Linked DNA regions of Homo sapiens: region 2 is linked to region 1. The links are chromatin loops, found by intact Hi-C in ENCODE. Cell type or tissue: heart right ventricle. All regions are shown on one strand. Links, peaks and the distances in the headings refer to the core of each region. The heading gives the core; the rest is flanking DNA.

Region 1 (6,731 bases), core at 719-5,718:
TGGCCAGGCTAGTCCTGAACTCCTGACCTTCAGGTGATCCACCCACCTTGGCCTCCCAAAGTGTTAGAATTACAGGCGTGAGCCACTATGCCCAGCCTTAGCTTTAAGTTCCAAAGATAAGTGTGACATATCACAATGCTTTTGGGATCCATGTCATGAACTCAATCCTAGAATGATAGAATGCTGTGAGTCCCCAAAGGCCGCTTGCCTCTGGTCAATCTCATGAGTCCTCCAGCCCTCCAAGGTGATGGGCCCACATCTAGCTCATCTCTGGACCTTGGTATCTGTTTTAGCATTACAACTTTTCCTATATTCCTTTCTTCTTATACCATACTTTCTCAAGTTGATTCAGAAAACCCAAAAGAAATTTTCTTTTCTTTTTTTTTCTTTTCTTTTTTTTTTTTTTTTTTTGAGACAGAGTCTCGCTCTGTCATCCAGGCTAGAGTACAGTGGCACAATTTCGGCTCACTGTAGTCTCCGCCTCCCAGGTTCAAGCGATTCTCCTGTCTCAGCCTCTGGAGTAGCTGGGATTACAGGTGTGCACCACCACGCCCAGCTCATTTTGTATTTTTAGTACAGATGGGATTTCACTATGTTGGCCAGGCTGGTCTCAAACTCCTGACCTCAAGTGATCCACCCACCTCTGCCTCCCAAAATGCTGGGATTACAGGTGTGAGCCACCATGCCCGAACGAGAAATTTTCTTTATTAGGAAATGTCTTGCCTATACCTGCAGGTATTCAATAAATGTTACTATTATACTTTTCCTACAAACATTGGAGTGCCTGCCATATTCCAGGCATTATGCTGGGATCTGGGTGTGCAATGGTGAGCATTATAGACAGGGACCATCTCATTGGTGGAGCTGAAACTCTAGTGGGGGAGATATCCATTAGCAAAGAATCTGAAGTGTGAAATGACAGCTGTGCTGGGGTACAGGGAAGCTTGCTTCCTTGAGGATTTTATTCCCCAAGAAGTTAACTGTGGATTCTTAGAACTGTGGTTTTTATTAAAAATGTGCTTGCTTTTTCTTTTTTTTTTTTTTTTTTTGACAGAGTTTCGCTCTGTTGCCCAGGCTGGAGTGCAGTGACAGGATCTCAGCTCACTGCAACCTCCACCTTCTGGGTTCAAGGGATTCTCCTGCCTTAGCCTCCTGAGTAGCTGGGACTACAGGCGTGTGCCGCTACGCCCGGCTAATTTTTATATTTTTAGTAGAGACAGGGCTTTGCCATGTTGGCCAGGCTGGTCTCGAACTCCTGACCTCAAGTGATTCATCTGCCTCAGCCTCCCAAAGTGCTGGGATTACAGGTGTGAGCTACTGCACCTGGCCAGAAGTGTGCTTTTCTTAATTTAACATTTCGAATATGGATTATTGGCCGGGTGTGGTGGCTCATGCCTGTAATCTCAGCACTTTGGGAGGTTGAGGCAGGAGGATCACTTGAGCCCACGAGTTTAAGACCAGGCTGAAAAATATGGCAAGACCCTCATCACTTTAAACAAACAAACAAAATTATCTCTGGATGCAAAACCTTTTTTTTTTTTTTTTTTTTTTCTGAGACAGAGTCTCCCTCCGTCGCCCAGACTGGAGTGCAGTGGCATGAGCTCAGCTCGCTGCAACCTCCGCCTCTCAGGTACGAGAGATTCTCCGCCCCAGCCTCTCAAGTAGCTGGGTTTACAGGCGAGCACCACCACGCCCAGCTAATTTTTTTGTATTTCTAGTAGAGACAGGGTTTCACCATGTTGGCCAGCTTGATCTCGAATTCCTGACCTCAGGTGATCCACCCGCCTTGGCCTCCCAAAATGCTAGGATTACAGGCTTGAGCCACCGCACTCAGACGCAAAAAGTTCTTAACCTAAGAAGGTGAATGGTGAGAGTTGCACTTGTACTCTGTCAGTTTCTGAGTGGGATGAGATCATAGAAAGCCTGCAGGGAGAACTGCAGGTGCTTTGAAGGGGATGGAGTTTCTAAATGCAAATCTGAGCCAATATAAACGCACATTTTAAAAACTCTCCTTTTTACACAGAAGGTAACATTTCATACAATGTTTGCCACTTTGCTTTTTTTACTCCTTATGTCTGGGGCTCTCTCCAGGTTTGGTCAGAAAGCTTTTATCTTTTTTGTGGCTATATAGGGACGCAGCCATTATAGGGATGTCTTTTACCCAGTGTTGGGAAGTTTTCTCCCGATAAATTTTTGAATGGGAACTTGAGAGCTGCAAGGTATTAAGACACCTTTAAAACTCCATCCCCTTCCAGAGCACCTGCAGTTCTCCCTGCAGGCTTTCTCTGATCCCATCCCACTAAAAAACTGAGCAAGTACAAGAGTACAAGTGCAATTCTCACCATTCACCTTTTTAGGTTAAGAAGTTTTTGTGGCCGGGCACAGTGGCTCACACCTGTAATCCTAGCACTTTGGGAGGCCAAGGCAGGCAGACCACGAGGTCAGGAGATCGAGACCATCCTGGCTAACACGGTGAAACCCCATCTCTACTAAAAATACAAAAAAATTAGCCAGGCATGGTGGTGGGCACCTGTAGTCCCAGCTAGTCGGGAGGCTGAGGCAGGAGAATGGCATGAACCCGGGAGGCGGAACTTGCAGTGAGCCCAGATCGCGCCACTGCACTCCAGCCTGGGCGACAGAGCCACACTCCATCTCAAAAAAAAAAAAAAAAAAAGAAAGAAAGAAAGAAAAGAAAATATCATAAGAATGGACTTAATCCTGAGCAACATATGGAGACCCCAGCTCTACACAAAAAATGAAAATTAAAAATTAGCTGGGCATAGTGGCATGTTCCAGCTTCTCGAGAGACTGAGGTGGGAGGATCGCTTGGGCCCAGGAGGTTGAGGCTGCAGTGAGCTATGATTGTGCCACTGTACTCTAGCCTGGGCGACAGAGCAAGTCCTTGTCTCAAAAAAAAAAAAAAATGCATTTAACGCATCTGACCTACCAAACACCATAGGTCAGCCTCGTCTAGCTTCAAGGTGCTTTGAACGCTTACATTAGCCTATAGTCTGGCAAAGTCATCTAACACAAAGCCTATTTTATCATAAAATGTTGAGTATCTTATGTAATTTATTGAATCTGTACTGAAAGTGAAATGCAGAATGGTTGTATGGGGCCTCCAAGTACAGATTCTGCAGAATGCATATCGCTTCCTCATCCATCAGTGAAGTCAGTAAGTCCTAAGTGGAACCATCAGAGGGCAGGGACCATCTATCTGTATTTGACTTGCTTATTTGTTCAAGGTTCTGAGTCAATAGGACAAGCAACTACTAAGCCACTAGAGGGCGCAACTTGCCTACTCTTTCTAGAGTAAGGCAGCAGGTGTTTCGGGACCGGTGGGGCCACCTGGACCTCAGTGGAGGGTGGTGTGGGTGCAGCCCTTCCCAGGGCTGATGACGCATCTGGCTGACGAGGCTGACTGTCAGCCTCTGGCCTCTCTCCCAGAGGTGTGCCCTCAGATCAAAGAGGACACCTCCTCCCCTTAAGAGGATTTATTTCCTCGAAGGCACAGCTTCTATGATCTGTGTTTTTCTTTCTTCCTTTCCCATTCACATTTAATTCCTTGTAGCCGCCAAGTTTCTGAGAACAAAGCTGTTTAGAAAGCAATGAAGAACACAACATCACTGATGTAGTATTCCTGGCCAAAATATTGATGTGACTCTCCTCATGAGAACAGACCAATTCACTTTGAGAGAAATACTACAAAATAATGGTCTACAGTCTTCAAAAAAGTCATTGCCAACTACCTTACATTAAAATATATGAAAGAGATGTGACAATTAAATGCAATCCATGGGCCAGGTGCGGTGACTCACGCCTGTAATCCCAGCACTTTGGGAGACCAAGGCGGGCGGATCATGAGGTCAGGAGATTGAGACTATCCTCGCTAACACGGTGAAACCCCGTCTCTACTAAAAATACAAGAAATTAGCCAGGCATGGTGGCAGGCGCCTGTAGTCCCAGCTACTTGGGAGACTGAGGCAGGAGAATGGCATGAACCCGGGAGGTGGAGCTTGCAGTGAGCCGAGATCACGCCACTGCACTCCAGCCTAGGTGACAGAGCGAGACTCCATCTCAAAAAAAAAAAAAAAAACGCAATCCATGATCCTACTTTGGACCCTGGATTAAAGCAAACAAAAACTGTAAAAGAACATTACTGGGACAATTTGGACACATTTGAATATGGGCTGTATTTTAGATAATAGTGTTGTATAATGATAAATGCCTGGCATGTGGTCATAACTGTAGTAATGTAGGGGAATGCCCTTGCTACCATATATAATACTAAAGTGTTTAAGATGAAGGTTTATGATATCAGCAACTTGGAGAGAAAAAGGGACAGAGAGGGAAAAAGCAAACACAGCAAAATGTTAACAATTAGTGAACTTAGGTGATGGGCATAGGGTATTTATCGAACTATTCTTGTAACTTCTCTGTAACAGGAAAGAAATACATACATACACTTCATCTTTGAAAGTGAGAGAGAGAAGGAAGGAAAGAAATACTGAATAGTACTAGGTACCTGGGGGGATGAGTGAGGTGCTAGTTTCCAAGGACAGAGTGAGGGTATCTCTTGTGGGATTGGGGTCCACAAGAATGTGCAGCTCCCTTGCAATGGGAACTTGTGGGGAATGCCATTCAGAAAATGAAATAAAATCTACAGATCCGGCCAGGTGCGGTGGCTCATGCGTGCAACCCCAGCACTTTGGGAGGCCGAGGAAGGCAGAGCACCTGAGGTCAGGAGTTTGAGACCAGCCTGGCCAACATGGTGAAACCCCATCTCTCCTAAAAATACAAAAATTAGCTGGGCATGGTGGCGCACACCTGTAATCCCAGCTACTTGGGAGGCTGAGGCAGGAGAATCACTTAAACCCGAGATAGAGGTTGCAGTGAGCTGAGATCGCGCCACTGCACTCCAGCCTGGACAACAGAGCAAGACTCATCTCAAAGAAAAAAAAAAAGACCCTATTGGACACAGAGAATATGCATTCAGAATAATACATAATAAAAGAACTCACTAAAATTAGTGGGGTTTGATGCTGATGAAATGTGTAAATTAACACATTTACTGGTTTTTGGATTTCCACCAGTACTTCAAATTGTAAAATTTTTGGCCTACATATTTGTTTCTATGGGCACAATTGTCTCTTTAGTAGCTGTGAATCATGATCAACATGAATATTAATTCATAATTTAATGAATATTAATATTATCAAATAGGGACTAAAAAGTAATGAAATCAGGCCGGATGCAGTGGCTCACGCCTATAATCCTAGCACTTTGGGAGGCCAAGGCAGGCAGATCTCCTGAGCTCAGGAGTTTGCGACCAGCCCGGCCAACATGGAGAAACCCCGTTTCTACGAAAAATACAAAAATTATTTGAGTGCAGTGGTGTGTGCCTGTGGGCCCAGTTATTTGTGGGGCTGAGACAGGAGGATCACTTGAGTCTGGGAAGTGGAGGCTACAGTGAGCCGAGATCATGCCACTGCACTCCAGCTTGGCTGGCAGAGTGAGATTCTGTCTCAAAAAAAAAAAAAAAAAAAAAGTGATGAGATAAAAACCAGGATGGAAAAACAGCCCATTCCACACGTGAAGTGTCCATAATGAAGGACAGACAGAGTCATCCCCAGGGATTCCTTACTGCTGGTTGTGGCACTAAGGAATTGGGGTGGCTGCCCACTGTCCTAGGACATTGGGTGTGCCTAGGAAATTGAGAGCTTTAGTCCTTAGGGTGAGAGCACTGTCCCTCAGAAAGCAGGTTTATAAGTACTTGGAGTGTGTATGCTGGGGAGGAGCAGTTTTATAAAACTGCCAGCGGGCTGGGCACACGGTGGCTCACACCTGTAATCCTAGCACTTTGGGAGGCCAAAGCGGGCGGATCTCTTGAGGTCAGGAGTTCAAGCCCAGTATGGCCAACATGGTGAAACCTCATCTCTACTAAAAAAATACAAAAATTAGCTGGGCATGGTGGCACACACCTTCATCCCAGCTACTTGGGAGGCTGAAGCAGTAGAATCACTTGATCCTGGGAGGCGGAGGTTGCAGTGAGCCGAGATTGTGCCACTGCACTGCAGCCTAGGCAACAAAACAAGACTGTCTCACAAAACAAAATAAAAAATTTTTAGGCCGGGTGTAGTGGCTCACGCCTGTAATTCCAGCACTTTGGGAGGCTGAAGCAGTAGAATCACTTGATCCTGGGAGGCGGAGGTTGCAGTGAGCCGAGATTGTGCCACTGCACTGCAGCCTAGGCAACAAAACAAGACTCTGTCTCACAAAACAAAATAAAAAAATTTTAGGCCAGGTGTAGTGGCTCACGCCTGTAATTCCAGCACTTTGGGAGGCTGAAGCAGTAGAATCACTTGATCCTGGGAGGCGGAGGTTGCAGTGAGCCGAGATTGTGCCACTGCACTGCAGCCTAGGCAACAAAACAAGACTCTGTCTCACAAAACAAAATAAAAAAATTTTAGGCCAGGTGTAGTGGCTCACGCCTGTAATTCCAGCACTTTGGGAGGCCGAGGTGGGCAGATCACTTCAGGTCAGGAGTTCAATACCAGCCTGGCCAACATGGCAAAACCCCATCTCTACTAAAATTACAAAAATTAGCTGGGCGTGGTGGTGGGCACCTGTAGTCCCAGCTACTTGGGAGGCTGAGGCAGGAGAATTGCTTGAACCCGGAAGTCGGAGGTTGCAGTGAGCCAAGATTGTGCCACTGCACTCCAGCCTGCGTG
Region 2 (6,731 bases), core at 703-5,702, 120 kb after region 1:
GTGGGACAGGACCCTCTCCAGAATGAGGGTCTTATGAACCGTAGTCAGATTAGAGTCCTGCCTTGGGGCAGGTCAAAGGAGGGCAGGAGTTATGAACCAAGAACTGCAGACAAACACGTAAAAACATAGGTTGATACGTAGATAGATGATAGATAGATAGATAGATAGATAGATAGATAGATAGATAGATAGAAGTAGTTAGGTAAATAGATAGATGTAGGTAGGTAGGTAGATGTAGGTAGGTAGGTAGAGAGATGGATGTAGGTAGGTAGGTAGGTAGATAGATGTAGGTAGGTAGGTAGATGTAGGTAGGTAGGTAGAGAGATGTAGGTAGGTAGGTAGGTAGATGTAGGGTAGGTATGTAGATAGATGTAGGTAGGTAGGTAGATGTAGATAGGTAGGTAGGTAGAGAGATAGATGTAGGTAGATGTAGTTAGGTAGGTAGGTAGATGTAGGTAGGTAGATAGATGTAGGTACGTAGGTAGATAGGGAGATAGATGTAGGTAGATGTAGGTAGGTAGGTAGATGTAGGTAGGTAGGTAGATGTAGGTAGGTAGGTAGATAGGTAGAGAGATAGATGTAGTTAGATGTAGGTAGGTAGATAGATGTAGGTAGGTAGGTAGATGTAGGTAGATAGATAGATAGATGTAGGTAGGTAGATAGATATTATGATTTTAGAGTGTTAAAGGGTGGCTCACTCCTGTAATCCCAGCACTTTGGGAAGCCGAAGCAGGGGGATTGCTTGAGCCCAGAAGTTTAAGACCAGCCTGGGCAACAAAGTAAAACCTTGACTCTAAAAAGAAAAAAAAAATTAGCCAGGCATGGTATGCACCTGTAGCCTCAGCTACTTGGGAGGCTGAGGTGGGAGAATCACTTGAGCCAGGGAAGTTGAAGCTGCATTGAGTCAAGATCACGCCACTGCACTCCAGTACAGAGCAAGACCCTGTCTGAAAACAAAAGAAAGACTTTTTTTTTTTTTCACATCAGACAATGTGCCGACCATTGTAACAAAGTTTGAGGGTGGCACATATCACGCATGTGCGTGAACACCCAATCATCACACTAATGAACTGCAGATGAATCGGAAGACTTTTTTTTCAGCCATTTTTTTCAGCCTCACATATGACACGGGGCAGCCCCCTATAGAAATGTCCAGGCCCCGAGGGCCTGGCCGTTGGGCGTCACCCAGTCAGTTATCCTCCAGCTCCTGGTCTCTTCCTTCGTTCCAGTGTTAATCGACAATGCTCTATGTGCACTGAGTGGTGTCGTGGAGGCTAAATAGTGGAAAAAGCAATTCCTGCCCTCAGTCCTCCTATATTCTAGGTTGGCAAAGAAGAGAGAAGAGAAGAGAAGCCATCCTAAAAAATAACAGCACTGCGAGGCCAGGTTATGGAGCGAGCTCAGTCAGTGCTTAAGGCTTCGAATGTAAAAGGACCCGGATGACTTCCACAGTATTTCTTGGGGATCTGGCCCAGGTCTCCCAATCTTCCAAGAACGTATGGTCATCCTGTTGCCTTTCACTGTTTTTTTTTTTTTTTTTTTTTGAGACGAAGTCTTGCTCTGTCGCCCAGGCTGGCGCAATCTCGGCTCACTGCAAGCTCCACCTCCCAGGTTCATGCCATTCTCCTGCCTCAGCCTCCCTAGTAGCTGGGACTACAGTCGCCCGCCACCACGCCCGGCTAATTTTTTGTATTTTTAGTAGAGACAGGGTTTCACCGTGTTAGCTAGGATGGTCTCGATCTCCTGACCACGTGATCCACCCGCCTCGGCTTCCCAAAGTGCTGGGATTACAGGCGTGAGCCACTGCGCCCGGGCTTTTTTTTTTTTTTCTTTTTTTTTGAGATGGAGTCTCGCTCTGTTGCCTAGCCTAGAGTGCAGTGGCGTGATCTTGGTTCACTGCAACCTCTGCCTCCTGGGTTCAAGCAATTGTCCTGCCTCTGCCTCCTGAGTAGCTGGGATTACAGGCTTGCGCCACCATGCCCAGTTAATTTTTTTGTATTTTTAGTAGAGATGGGGTTTTGCCATGTTGGCCACGCTGGTCTTGAATGCCTGACCTCAAGTGATCCACCCGCCTTGGCTTCCCAAACTTCCGGGATTATAGGTGTGAGCCACCGTGCCTGGCCTCCTTTCATTCTTGTCCATAAATGTTAGGAGTGGGAATGGTGCTCCACAGGGCGGTCTGTGCTGCTGCAGGCTTGGTCGCCGTAGAACCAAGGGGTTCTTCGAGGTCCTGAAGACAGCTCTGCAGAGGCTATGACAGCCAGAGCGAGTGTGTTTAGGTTGTATTCCTTCACATTACTTGAATTTCTACAAATACCTGCAATTTCTAGTCTTTCCTGGGCTATAAAGGAACCGGATTTTATCTAGCTGACTGATTTTTGGCGGTTCAAATAACAAAACTACATTTTGTGGTTAGTTTAGTTAATTAATAGCTGCAAATAGCTTTTTACAAGCAAGGAGGGGGTAAAATATGTGTTTTAGAACTTGTTTCCAAGTAGTTCCAGCCACAGGGTTTTTGGGGAAGCTGTCTGAGCTGGGCTTGGAGTCATCTTCTAAACTAAGAACTAGAATTTTTTGGCCGGGTGCGGTGGTTCTACTTGGGAGGCTGAGGCACGAGGATCGCTTGAACCTGGGAAGCGGAGGTTGCAGTGAGCTGAGATTGCACCAGTGTACTCCAGCCTGGGCAACAGAGCAAGACTCTTGTAAAAAGAAAAAAAAAAAAGGAAAGAAGGAATGCAAAGAAAGAAAAAGGAAAGGGAAGGGAAGGGGGAAGGGAAGGGGAAGGGAAGGGAGGAAGGGAGGGAGGAAGGAAGGAAGGAAAGAAAGAAAGAAAGAAAGAAAGAAAGAAGAATTAGAATTTTTTCTTGCCTCTTGGTAATCATATGCATTCACTGGAGTCAACACTGGCCCTAGCTTTCTGTTTGGGAAGTTCGGTTACAGTGCCAATTTTCCCGAAATGCCTGTTGACGCCTGGAATGTAAAGTAGGTGCACAGGGTGGGAGATCACTGTAGAAGTCTAAGGGGATGTGAATGATTTGGGGACTCATAGGACACACTTGTTTTAATTGTACATGATGGGCACTATCATGTCTGTTGTTATATCTGAAAGATTCTTTAGTCAAAAACCTTTGCTTTGTTAGGCTATAGATCTGTTTCATTTTGTATCTGAATTCTTTTAGCCTTATTTCCCACCAACTCGGAGTAATTGGTTTTACTTTCATTTTCAGAAATCGCCCCTAGTGGACATTCCTGTGTTGCAGTTTTGCTATGCTTTTCTCCAAAGGTAATACAGTCCCCCGTCCTCCAAAAACTTCCTTAAATACAGATGCTATTGCAGTGAGCATGCATAATAAATATCTGGTTTTATTTCTAGACTACTAGAGAGCCATTGTTCAGAAAATATCTTAAAGTTGTCATAATTTCTTCCCAAGGTATTGATCTATGCTTTTCCTTCTCCAGAGAGTTAACATCTTAAAATCTGTGCAGCGTACTTTGAACACTTTATATGAGCGAAGCTTTATGTGAGGCCTGTTAAACTTTAAAAGGCTTGGATTTGCATTAAATTGATACAGAAAAAGAAAAAAACCACATATAGGGAAGTGTTAAAGACCTCTTTTAGAAAAAGGAGAAATGGGCCAGGCGCGGTGGCTCACACCTGCAATCCCAGCACTTTGGGAGGTGGAGGCAGGCGGATCACTTGAGGCCAGGAGTTTGAGACCAGCCTAGTCAACATGGTGAAACCCTATCTCTACTAAAAATACAAAAATTAGTCCGGCATGGTGGCGTGCGCCTGTAATCCCAGCTACTCGGGAGGCTGAGGCAGGAGAATTGCATGAACCCAGGAGGCGGAGGTTGCAGCGAGCCAAGACCTCACCACTGCTCTCCAGCCTGGGTGACAGAGCAAGGCTCTGTCTCAAAAAAAAAAAAAAAAAAAAGGCAAAATGATTGTTTCTGGTGGCGTTCTCAGTGTGCCTTCCCATGTTTTATGTGGAGAGGTATCTGCTTTGATTTGCTAAGTTAATATATGTATTAGGTGTCTCAGCTAAGAGAGCATTAAAGGGGATTCCGCAGGTTTTTCCCCATGGATGAAAAAGAAGCTTTACTGGACCTCATTCAGATCTTACAATGGCTGCATCCCAGGTGCAGCTCTGTGTTGCAGAAAATGAGGGTGAGGTGGCTGGGTGCGGTGGCTCAACGCCTGTAATCCCAGCACTTTGGGAGGCTAGAGTGGGTGAGTCACTTGAGGCCAGGAGTTTGAGACCAGCCTGGCCAACGTGGTAAAACCCTATGTCTACTAAAACTACAAAAAATTAGCCAGGGCTTGGTGGCAGCATGCCTGTAGTCCCAGCTACTCGGGAAGCTGAGGCAGGTGAATCACTTGAACCCAGGAGGCAGAGGTTGCAGTGAGCTGAGATCACACCACTGCACTCCAGGCTGGGGGACAGAATGAGACTCTATCTCAAAAAGGAAAAAAAATGGGGGTGGGAAGGGTATAGACCACTTCTCAGGGAAGCCTCACTATGCCTACATAGCCATCAGGAGTCTCACTGTAAATAACTCCAACAACCAGGCACAGGCTCCTTGATTCACACAGTTAACATTACATAGTTATTCCCACTCACCACATTCTGAAGTTGCAGGACGGTAAATTGAGGCCTCCTGGTAGATGACCAGGGTGGGGTTAAATTCAGACCACTTCCCTTGTGAGCATCATTGTTGTTCTTTCCTCCAGGAGTTAAAGATGAGCCGGTCACTTCCCTCCTGTGACAGCGAATATATATTGCGTTGCTGGCGAATGTTGAGTGTAGTGGCCTGAGGGACAGCTGAGCTTTCCCAGGAGCTGCAGGTTAGATTTGGTCATCCTCCTTTTGCAGAGGAGAAACCGCCTAGGTCACACAATAGGTAGTAAGTTGGAGAACCAGGACTTGGACCTGGGACACTCTGACTGTAGTCTGAGCTTTCACTGCCTGGACTGTGCTTCCTCGCTTTGGAGCGGTGATCTCAGAATCCTCATCCTGAGAGCTACAGAGCGGGGTAGGCCAGTTTCCTGGTGAGTGTCCTGGGACCTAATGCTTTGCAGCCTTCTGACAGGTGATGCTGTGTTACCAGCCACTTCAGGGAAGCAGAATATTAGCACTAGAAAGGCCTGAGAGATCAGCCGGGCACGGTGGCTCACGCTTGTAATCCCAGCACTTTGGGTGACCGAGGCAAGTGGATTTACTTGAGGCCAGGAGTTCAAGACCAGCCTGGCCAACATGGTGAAACCCTACTAATCTCTACTAAAAATACAAAAAATTAGCCCAGTGTGTTGGCCCGCGCCTATACTCCCAGCTTGGGAGGCTGAAGAACGAGAATCGCTTAAACCCGGGGGGCAGAGGTTGCAGTGAGCTCAGATCGTGCCACTGCACTCCAGCCTGGGTGACAGAGCAAGACTCTATCTTAAAAAACAATAATAAAATAAATAAATAAATAAATAAAATAAAATAAAATAAAATAGAAGAAAGGCCGGGCGCAGTGGCTCACGCCTGTAATCCCAGCACTTTGGGAGGCCGAGGCGGGTGGATCACCTGAGGTCGGGAGTTCGAGATCAGCCTGGGCAACACGGTGAAACCCCGTCGCTACTAAAAATACAAAATTAGCCGAGCGTGGTGGCACATGCCTGTAATCCCAGCTATTCGGGAGGCTGAGGCAGGAGAATCGCTTGAACCTGGGAGGCGAAGGATGCAGTGAGCCGAGATCACGCCATTGCACTCCAGCCTGGGCAACAAAAGTAAATCTCCGTCTCACCAAAAAAAAAAAAAAAAAGGCCTGAGAGGTCAAGGTCGATCATCTAATTTAAGGCTTTTATTTTAGAGACAAAGAAACCAGGAGTATCTCACCTGCCAGCAGTAGGATTTCAGGTTCTCAAACTCCAAGTGTTTGCCAGAATACCAAAGTTTAGCTCATGTACATTGTAAGTTTTTAAAAAGAAAAAGGTCAGTGAGGTATGCTGTTTACCCTTTGCTTTCCAACTGCCAGGATCTTAAATATGCTTATAAATAAATGTATTTTGACTTGTTCGTGGTTGAGTATTTTTCCTATCTTTTAAAAAAACAGGCTCCCAGTACCAGCCTTGCAAGAGAACTTTTCTTCACTGTTGGGAGTATTGAAAGAGTCTGTACAGTTGAATCTAGCCCCACCTGGGTATTTTCTGCTTCTCAGGTATCATGTCACCACATTGTCATTGTGTAATATTTTCTCTTGGCACATATTTTATTTCTGCAGCATTTTTAATCTGAAGCTGATTGTCTCCCAACAGCATGCTGAATGACTTTGTAACAAGAACTCCCAACCTGGAAAACAAGAAGGACCAAAAAGACCTGCAGGTTTGTATATGAAAGAGGTTCAGCCAAATGATATTACCCCAGCAGTGCTGTCCTCCTTTGGGGGATATCAGATAGCAGGTAGACAAGAGACATTGGACAGAATCTGAGGTTAGCTTTGCACTTGTTCTCAAGTCTTACTTCTGCCATCACTGTCTCTAGAGAGTTCGGACAGTCCCGGGGCCCGGGTTTTCTGATGAAGGTTCTTGTGTAATGCTTGAGCAATCGATTGTGGAATTGACAGCTGCACCCCTCACCCTCCACACTGTATGCAGATGTATGTGGATCTCACTGTAAAACATAAATGGAATAAGAAATCTTATTTCCCCCCAGACGCGGTGGCGCATACTTGTAATCCCAGTACTTTGG

The links. A loop is a pair of places that touch in the nucleus more often than their neighbours do. Peaks named below come from ENCODE experiments on the same cell type or tissue, not always from the same donor. Only the 100,000 strongest peaks of a DNase experiment are listed, where the experiment ranks them.
Region 2: it touches region 1 in a loop (2.7-fold over the local background); 18 of 110 quality-filtered maps call a loop at or near these places.

The regions. Positions count from the first base shown.
Region 1 is chr21:36,138,353-36,145,083 of GRCh38, forward strand. The region is part of intron 2 of CBR3 (carbonyl reductase 3); the gene reads left to right. All of the region lies in intron 2 of CBR3-AS1 (CBR3 antisense RNA 1), which reads right to left. Among named protein-coding and RNA genes, the nearest start is that of CBR3, 6.6 kb to the left of the region's middle. In heart right ventricle, for the core only: CTCF peaks have their summits at 3,280 (motif pointing right) and 3,484; a DNase peak (open chromatin) is centred at 3,289.
Region 2 is chr21:36,257,450-36,264,180 of GRCh38, forward strand. DOP1B (DOP1 leucine zipper like protein B) reads left to right here. Exons shown (of 37, transcript NM_001320714.2): 24 at 3,228-3,283; 25 at 6,097-6,201; 26 at 6,299-6,365. It overlaps LOC124905072 (small nucleolar RNA U13), which reads right to left and starts at 1,082; the gene lies at 977-1,082. In heart right ventricle, for the core only: CTCF peaks have their summits at 3,233 and 3,445; a DNase peak (open chromatin) is centred at 3,248; H3K4me3 peaks cover 1,136 bases; H3K27ac peaks cover 1,462 bases.